Regions from separate parts of the Homo sapiens genome. Here region 1 is linked to region 2. A link is an interaction called in ENCODE POLR2A ChIA-PET data of the cell type or tissue named here. Cell type or tissue: GM12878. All regions are shown on one strand.

The links. Peaks named below come from ENCODE experiments on the same cell type or tissue, not always from the same donor. Only the 100,000 strongest peaks of a DNase experiment are listed, where the experiment ranks them.
Region 1: POLR2A ChIA-PET joins it to region 2 with 6 read pairs; 2 of 35 experiments call an interaction of 5 or more read pairs at or near these places.

The regions. Positions count from the first base shown.
Region 1 is chr10:12,279,246-12,283,245 of GRCh38, forward strand. No RefSeq gene overlaps it. Among named protein-coding and RNA genes, the nearest start is that of CAMK1D, 68 kb to the right of the region's middle. In GM12878, no CTCF peak of the experiment used is centred here; no DNase peak of the experiment used is centred here.
Region 2 is chr10:12,051,965-12,055,964 of GRCh38, forward strand. No RefSeq gene overlaps it. Among named protein-coding and RNA genes, the nearest start is that of UPF2, 11 kb to the left of the region's middle. In GM12878, no CTCF peak of the experiment used is centred here; a DNase peak (open chromatin) is centred at 1,747; H3K4me3 peaks cover 774 bases; H3K27ac peaks cover 1,936 bases.

The DNA.
Region 1 (4,000 bases), 230 kb after region 2:
GCCTTCCAAAGTGCTGGGATTACAGGTGTGAGCCTGTAATTACCGGCCCTAATTTTTTATTTTATTTTTTTTCCTGCCTCTGTGTCCCCCTACTCTTTCTAGTTGGTTAAAAAATACTGCTATAAGTGTATATTGATGTTTGCTGTTGCGTCTATGCCGAACATACTTAAGGCTGTTTCGTAACCAGCACAATCCGTGTCTCACACTATCCAGCCTTTCATCATCTCCCCACCACCCACTCACGCCTCCACCGGCTCTAGTGTGGATTCCATCCCAGTTACACCAACAAAACAGCTCTTGCTCTCTCTTGACTCGCTATTGGCCTTTCTCTTCTTTAGTGGATATTTCTCAAATGCATTTTTTTTTTTTTTTTTTCTGAGACGGAGTTTCACTCTTGTTGCCCAGGCTGGAATGCAGTGGCGTGATCTCGGCTCACTGTAACCTCCACCTTCCAGTTTCAAGTGGTTCTCCTGCCTCAGCCTCCCACGTAGCTGGAGTACAGGCACCTGCCACAATGTCCAGCTAATTTTTGTGTTTTTAGTAGAGACCGGGTTTCACCATGTTGGCCAGCCTGGTCTCGATCTCCTGACCTCGTGATCTGCCTGCCTTGGCCTCCCAAAGTGCTGGGATTACAGTGGTGAGCCATAGCACCTGGCCTAGAATGCATCTTAATTGAAGTATTGGAAGAGTTCAGGCCTTTTGTCAACATCCACCTTCCTATAAATCTCCCCAAGACAGGACTCACAGCTTAATGAGGAGCTTCTTGCAAAATACATACAAAGCTGGCCTTCTAGCTGGTTGAAGGGCTTGGTTAAATTGAGCGCAACACTAAGCCTAGGAGTGAAGAAACGACATAGGCAGGCTGGGCGCGGTGGCTCACACCTGTAATCCCAGCACTTTGGGAGGCCAAGGTGGGCGGATCATGAGGTCAAGAGTTTGAGACCATCCTGGCTAACATGGTGAAACCCTGTCTCTACTAAAAATACAAAAAATTAGCTGGGCGTGGTGGCGGGCACCTGTAGTCCCAGCTACTCAGGAGGCTGAGGCAGGAGAATGGCATGAACCCAGGAGGCGGAGCCTGCAGCGAGCTCTGATGGCACCACTGCACTCCAGCCTGGGCGACAGAGCGAGACTCCATCTCAAAAAAAAGAAAAAAGAAAAAAAGAAAAGACATAGGCAATTCTTTCTTTGTACTCTTTTCCAGTACTTAAAAAAAAGAGGTATAATTTTTGTACAATAAAATGCACGGATGTCAAGTGTACAGTTGGATGAGTTTTGACGTCTGTGTACACCTGTGTAATCAGCTGCCCAGTCCAGATAAAGAACATTCCCATCAACCCAGAAAGTTTCTTCATACCCATTTCTAGTGAATTTTTCCCAGCAGAGGCAACCACTGTTCTGAATTCTATCACAATATTTTAGTTTTGCCTGTTTTAGAATATTACAGATGTACAATCATTTAGTATTTACTTTTTTGTGTCTGGCATCTTTTCTCAACATAATAATTTTGAGATTTATGCATGTTATTGCATGTTTTTCTTTTTTATTGCTAAATAGTATTCTAATATATCAACTTTTTTTTTTTTTTTTTTTTTTTTTTTAGAGACAGAGTCTTGCTCTGTCACCCAGTCTGGAGTGCAGTGGCACCATCTTGGCTCATGCATCCTCTGCTTCCCAGGTTCAAGTGATTCTCCTGCCTCAGCCTCCCGAGTAGCTGGGATTACAGGTGTGTACCACCACACTCTGCAAATTTTTGTATTTTTAGTAGAGATGGGGTTTCTCTGTGTTGGCTAGGCTGGTCTTGAACCCCTGACCTCAGGTGATCCACCCTCCTTGGCTCCCAAAGTGTTGGGGTTATAGGTGTGAGCCACTACAGCCGGCCTCAACATTCATTTAGTCAGGCACAGTGGCACAGGCACCTGTGGTCCCAACTACTTGGGAAGTTAAGGCAGGAGGATCACTTGACCGACCCCAAGAGTTTGAGGTCTGCCTGAGTAATGTAGCGAGACCCTGTTCTCTAAAAATAAAATAAATAAATAAATAAATAAATAAATAAATAAATTTTATCAATAAAAAACAAGAAATCTTGTTCCATGCTAGTAATATAATGAGAGATTACCATATCTTAAAAATTTTATCTCATTATCTGGCAATGGAAACTGGATTATCTCTACTTTTGGAATACGGAGCATAAAGCTGATACCTACATGCTTGTACTTATCTTTTTCAGGAAATATGCTTTCACTGTTCTTGCGTACATTCCTAGGAATAGAATTGGTGGATCGTATAGTCAGTGTATGTTTAACTATAATTATGAAATACCACTAAGCTGCTATCCAAAGTAATTGTACCAACACTAAGAAAAGTCCAGTTGCTCTACTTCCTTGCCAATGTTTAATATTGTCAATCTTTTAAATTTAGCCATTCATGGGTGTAAAGTGCCATGTCACTCTGGTTTTAATTTGCATTTGCCTAATGTCTAATGATTTTTTTTTTTTTTTTTTGAGCTGGAGTCTCACTCTGTCGCCCAGGCTGCAAGTGCAATGGCACAATCTTAGCTCACTGCAACTTCTGCCTTCTGGGTTCAAACAATTCTCCTGCCTCAGCCTCTGGAGTAGCTGGGATTACAGGTGCCCACCATCATGCCTGGCTAATTTTTGTATATTTAGTAGAGATGGGGTTTCACCGTGTTGGCCAGGCTGGTCTTGATCTCCTGACCTCATGATCCGCCCACCTCGGCCTCCCAAAGTGCTGGGATTACAGGTGTGAGCCACCACACCTGGCCATGTCTAATGATTTTAAACACCTTTCCATGTGCTGATTCACTATTTGTTATCTTTTTTTTTTTTTTTTCATTCAGCAGATGTTTAGCTAGTCCTCAAATGAACTCTCTGGCAAAAGTCTTTGTTACTCTGACTTCATATATGAGAAAAGCGGTGCCCAGACAAGTTAGGAAGCTTTCTTAAAGCCACACAGCAGACAGCAGAGCTTGCATTGGATCTCAGGTCTGTCTGAACCCCCAACCCCCCAACCCTCACAACATACCCTTAGTCTCATGCCGCCCAATCTAACCTGCTAACAATGTGCCCAGCCTTCTTGTTCAAAGGGAGGAAATGATGATCTATTCACCTTAAGGCTCTAAACAGGATGACTTCAGTCCTAGCTGTCCAGACATCCTTCTGGAAGTTCTCTGTGCCCTTGATTTGCACTGCACCAGCAGTTCCCAGAACACTTTTTATTTTGTTAAGAGTTTTTTTTTATTTTTATTTTTTTTATTTTCATAGGTTTTAGGGGAACAGGTGGTGTTTGGTTACATGAGTAAGTTCTTTAGCGGTGATTTGTGAGATTTTTGCACCCATCACCCGAGCACTGTACCCTGAACCCAGTATGTAATATTTTATCCCTCCCCCCATCCCACCCATTCCCCCTGAGTTCCCAAAGTCCACTGTGTCTTTTTTATGCCATTGCATTCTCATAGCTTAGCTCCCACTTACGAGTGAGAACATACGATGTTTGGTTTTCCATTTCTGAGTTACTTCGCTTAGAATAATAGTCTCCAATCTCATCCAGGTCACTGCAAATGCCATTGATTCATTCCTTTTTATGGCTGAGTAGTATTCCATCATATATATATATGGATATGTACACCATAGTTTCTTTATCCACTCGTTGATTGATGGACATTTGGATTGGTTCCACTTTTTTTTTTTTTTTGAGACGGAGTCCTCACTCTGTAACCCAGGCTGGAGTACAGTGGCACAGTCTCAGCTCACTGCAACTTCTGCCTCCCGGGTTCAAGTGATTCTCATACCTTAGCCTCCCGGGTAGCTGGAATTACAGGCACACACCACCGCGCCCAGCTAATTTTTGTATTTTTAGTAGAGATGAGATTTCAAAATGTTGCTGAGGCTGCTCTCGAACTCCTGACCTCGAGTGATCTGCCCTCCTTGGCCTCCCAAAGTGTTGGGATTACAGATGTAAGCTACCGTGCTCGGCCTAG
Region 2 (4,000 bases):
CATCTCAAAAAAAAAAAAATCTGTTTTTCTCATGAGACTGTAAGCTACTTGGGGCTATAATTTGTATCTCACTAATATACAAAGTGTCTTGTGGAAAGCACTTTGTAACATTTTGGTAGAAGGATTAATGTAAATGAATGTTTTCTTTGGAGAGGATGAGAAACTTGTGTACTGAAGCAGGAATGTGTAGGATTTTTTTTTTTTTAAAGACAGGGTCTCACTGGCCTGGCGCGGAGGCTCACGCCTGTAATCCCAGCACTTTGGGAGGCCGAGGTGGACAGATCACGAGGTCAGGAGATCGAGACCATCCTGGCTAACATGGTGAAACCCCATCTCTACTAAAAAATAGAAAAAATTAGCTGGGCATGGTGGCGGGTGCCTGTAGTCCCACTACTCGGGAGGCTGAGGCAGAAGAATGGCATGAACCCGGGAGGCGAAGCTTGCAGTGAGCCGAGATCGCGCCACTGCACTCCAGCCTGGGCAACGGAGCGAGACTCCATCTCAAAAAAAAAAAAAAAAAAAAAAAAAAAAAACAACCACAAAGACAGGGTCTCACTTTGTCACCCAGGCTGGAGTGCAATGGCACCATCCCAGCTCATTGCAGCCTCAACCTGCCAAAGTTCAAGCAATCCTCCTGCCTTAGACCCCCGCCCCCACAAGTAGCTGGGACTACAAGCTTATACCACCATGCCAGGCTAATTTTTATGTATTTTTTGTAGAGATAGAGTTTTACCGTGTTGCCCAGGCTGGTCTCGAACCCCTGAGCTCAAGCAATCTGCCTGCCTTGGCCTCCCAAAGTGCTGAGATTACAGGCATGAGCCACCGTGCCTGGCCAAGAAAGGATATTTTGGAGGAAACCATTACATTATAGCCTGGAGTTTCATTTTTATTTACCAAGTGATATACTAACTCTTAACAGACTAAACACACCCCTTTTGGTGATTTGCATGAAAGCTATTCAAGTTTTTATCAGTGAGAGGTTGAATGGACACCTCTAAGTATGTGTCAGGCATTAATCCATCTAATGCTTCTATTTGATAGGTCCTATTTTCCCTATTTTTACAGATGGGGGGAACGTGCTTAGCATAGTTAAATAATGTGCCCAGGATTACATAGCTACTCAACTCAGGCTGTGTGATGACAAAGTTCACACTCTTATATAAGATTTCCTTCCATTCTAAGATGTTTCCCCCACCTTATACAACTGACTACCACATACAGTGGTAATACAGATATCCCCATTAACATCATCAGAATATGGAATAAGAAAAGACATGATTTTACAGCACTCTGGGAGGCCGAGACAGGTGGATCACGATGTCAAGATATTGAGACCATCCTGGCCAATATGGTGAAATCCCATCTCTACTAAAAATACAAAAAATTAGCCGGGTGTGGTGGCGGGCGCCTGTAGTCCCAGGTACTCGGGAGGCTGAGGCAGGAGAATGGCGTGAACCCGGGAGGCGGAGCTTGCAGTGAGCCAAGATCACGCCACTGCACTCCAGCCTGGGCCACAGAGCGAGACTCCATTTCAAAAAACAAAAAAAAAAAAAAAAAAAAGAAAAGACATGATTTTATAATCTAGTTCAAACAAGACAGACCAATATATATAATAACACAAGAATGTCTGCCTGGGTCACACCAGTGTGTTGCTAAATCTATAACCATGATAATACAAAGGAAAGAAGGCTGAACTGGAAGTGAAAGACGTTTGTCTAGGCTTAGAGCCCAGACAGGGCACGTGCAACCCAGCGAAACTAGGGCAAGTCATTTGTAACTGTTCCGTGACTCAGAGCCCTCGTTTTACAAATCAATGGATTAGACTTCACCGTCCCTAACCTTATTACTTTAATTTAATTTTGGGATGGAGTCTCACTCTGTCCCCCAGGCAGGAGTGCAGCGGCACGATCTTGGCTCACTGCCGAGGCTGGAGTGCAGTGGAACGATCTCAGCTCATTACAACCTCCGCCTTCTGGGTTCAGGCAATTCCCCTGCCTCAGCCTTCCGAGTTGCTGGGATTACAGGTGCCTGCCACCACGCCTGGCTAATTTTTGTATGTTTAGTAGAGACGGGGTTTCACCATGTTGGCCAGGCTGGTCTCTAACTCCTGACCTCAGGTCATCTGCCCCATTGGCCTCCCAAAATGCTGGGATTACAGGCGTGAGCCACCATGCCCAACTGCTTCCAAACATTTCAGAGTCCAAGCGAAAAGTGGTTGCATGGGTAGGGCGTGGCTCATGCCGCTACTTCCCCACATGCCTAAGTTCCGGCCATAACAAATAACCTGCATACACAGGACTTCCTCTTCCCTTAGTGCACATTCACTTCTTGTGTCAGTTGCTAAGAGTAATCATGTAAAGAAATAGGTGTCATTTTTGATAGCTGATTCTGGAAGTTTCTAGTTTCTTCTGGAAGGTATACTGCAGACATAATAATATATGCATAATATATCCCTAAAGTTTCTCCGTGGAAGCTTGAACCCGGGAGGCACAGGTTGCAGCAAGCCAAGATCGCGCCATTACACTCCTGCCTGGGCGACAGAGTGATCTCTTGGTTCGCTGCAACCTCCCCTCCCAGGCTCAAGCAATTCTCCTGTCTCAGCCTCCCAAGTACCTGGGATTACAGGCATGTGCCATCACGCCCGGCTAATTTTTGTATTTTTAGTAGAGACAGGTTTCACCATGTTAATTAACCAGGCTGGTCTCGAACTCCTGACCTCATGATCTAACTGCCTCGGCCTCCCAAAGTGCTGGGATTACAGGCGTGAGCCACCGCGCCCTGCTGGCAGTTCTATTTTTTTATTTTTTTTATTTTTTTTTTTTTTTGAGACAGAGTCTCGCTCAGTCGCCCAGGCTGGAGTGCAGTGGCGCAATCTCGGCTCACTGCAAGCTCCGCCTCCCGGGTTCACGCCATTCTCCCGCCTCAGCCTCCCGAATAGCTGGGACTACAGGCACCTGCCACCGTGCCCGGCTAATTTTTTGTATTTTTAGTAGAGACGGGGTTTCACCATGTTAGCCGGGATGGTCTCGATCTCCTTGACCTCATGATCCACCCGCCTTGGCCTCCGAAAGTGCTGGGATTACAGGCGTGAGCCACCGAACCCAGCCATTCAGTTCTATATTTTTAAGTGACTTAATTATGTAATCCTCACAATAAGTTATGTGGTAGATACTATTTTTTTGAGCCTGAATTTCATTGTCACCCAGGCTGGAGTGCAGTGGCTCAACTCGACTCACTGCAACATCTACCTCCCGTGTTCAAGTGATTCTCCTGCCTCAGCCTCCAGAGTAGCTCTGACTACAAGTGCGCACCACCACACCCAGCTAATTTTTGTATTTTTAGTAGAGACAGGGTTTCACCGTGTTGGCCAGGCTGGTCTCTAACTCCTGACCTCAAGAGATCCATCTGCCTCGGCCTCCCAAAGTGTTGGGATTACAGGCGTAAACCACCTCGCCCTGCTGTAGATACGATTATTAAGCCCATTTTACTGATGTGAAAAATGAGGGTTAAAGAAGTCAGGTAACCTGCCTAAGCTCACACCTAAGTGCCAGAGCTAGGATTAGGAATCAGGTTCTTTAGATTAAAAGTGATTTAGCCAGGCAGGGCACGGTGGCTGACGCCTGTAATCCCAGCACTTAGGGAGGCCGAGGCAGGAGGATCACCTGAGGTCAGGAGTTCGAGGCCAGCCTGACCAACATGGAGAAACCCCATCTCTACTAAAAGCACAGAATTAGCCGGGCCTGGTGGTACATGCCTGTAATCCCAGCTACTCGGGAGGCTGAGGTAGGAGAATCACCTGAACCCAGGAGGTGGAGGTTGCAATGAGCCGAGATCACACCATTGCACTTCAGCCTGGGCAACAAAGAAAGACTCCGTCTCAAAAAAAAAAAAAAAAAACAAGTGTGACTTAGTCACAACCTTATGCTAGCTTTCTCTAAGATAGGCTTCTTTATCTCCATTTTACAGCTGGAGACCAAGATATGATCCCAGGTCAAATAGC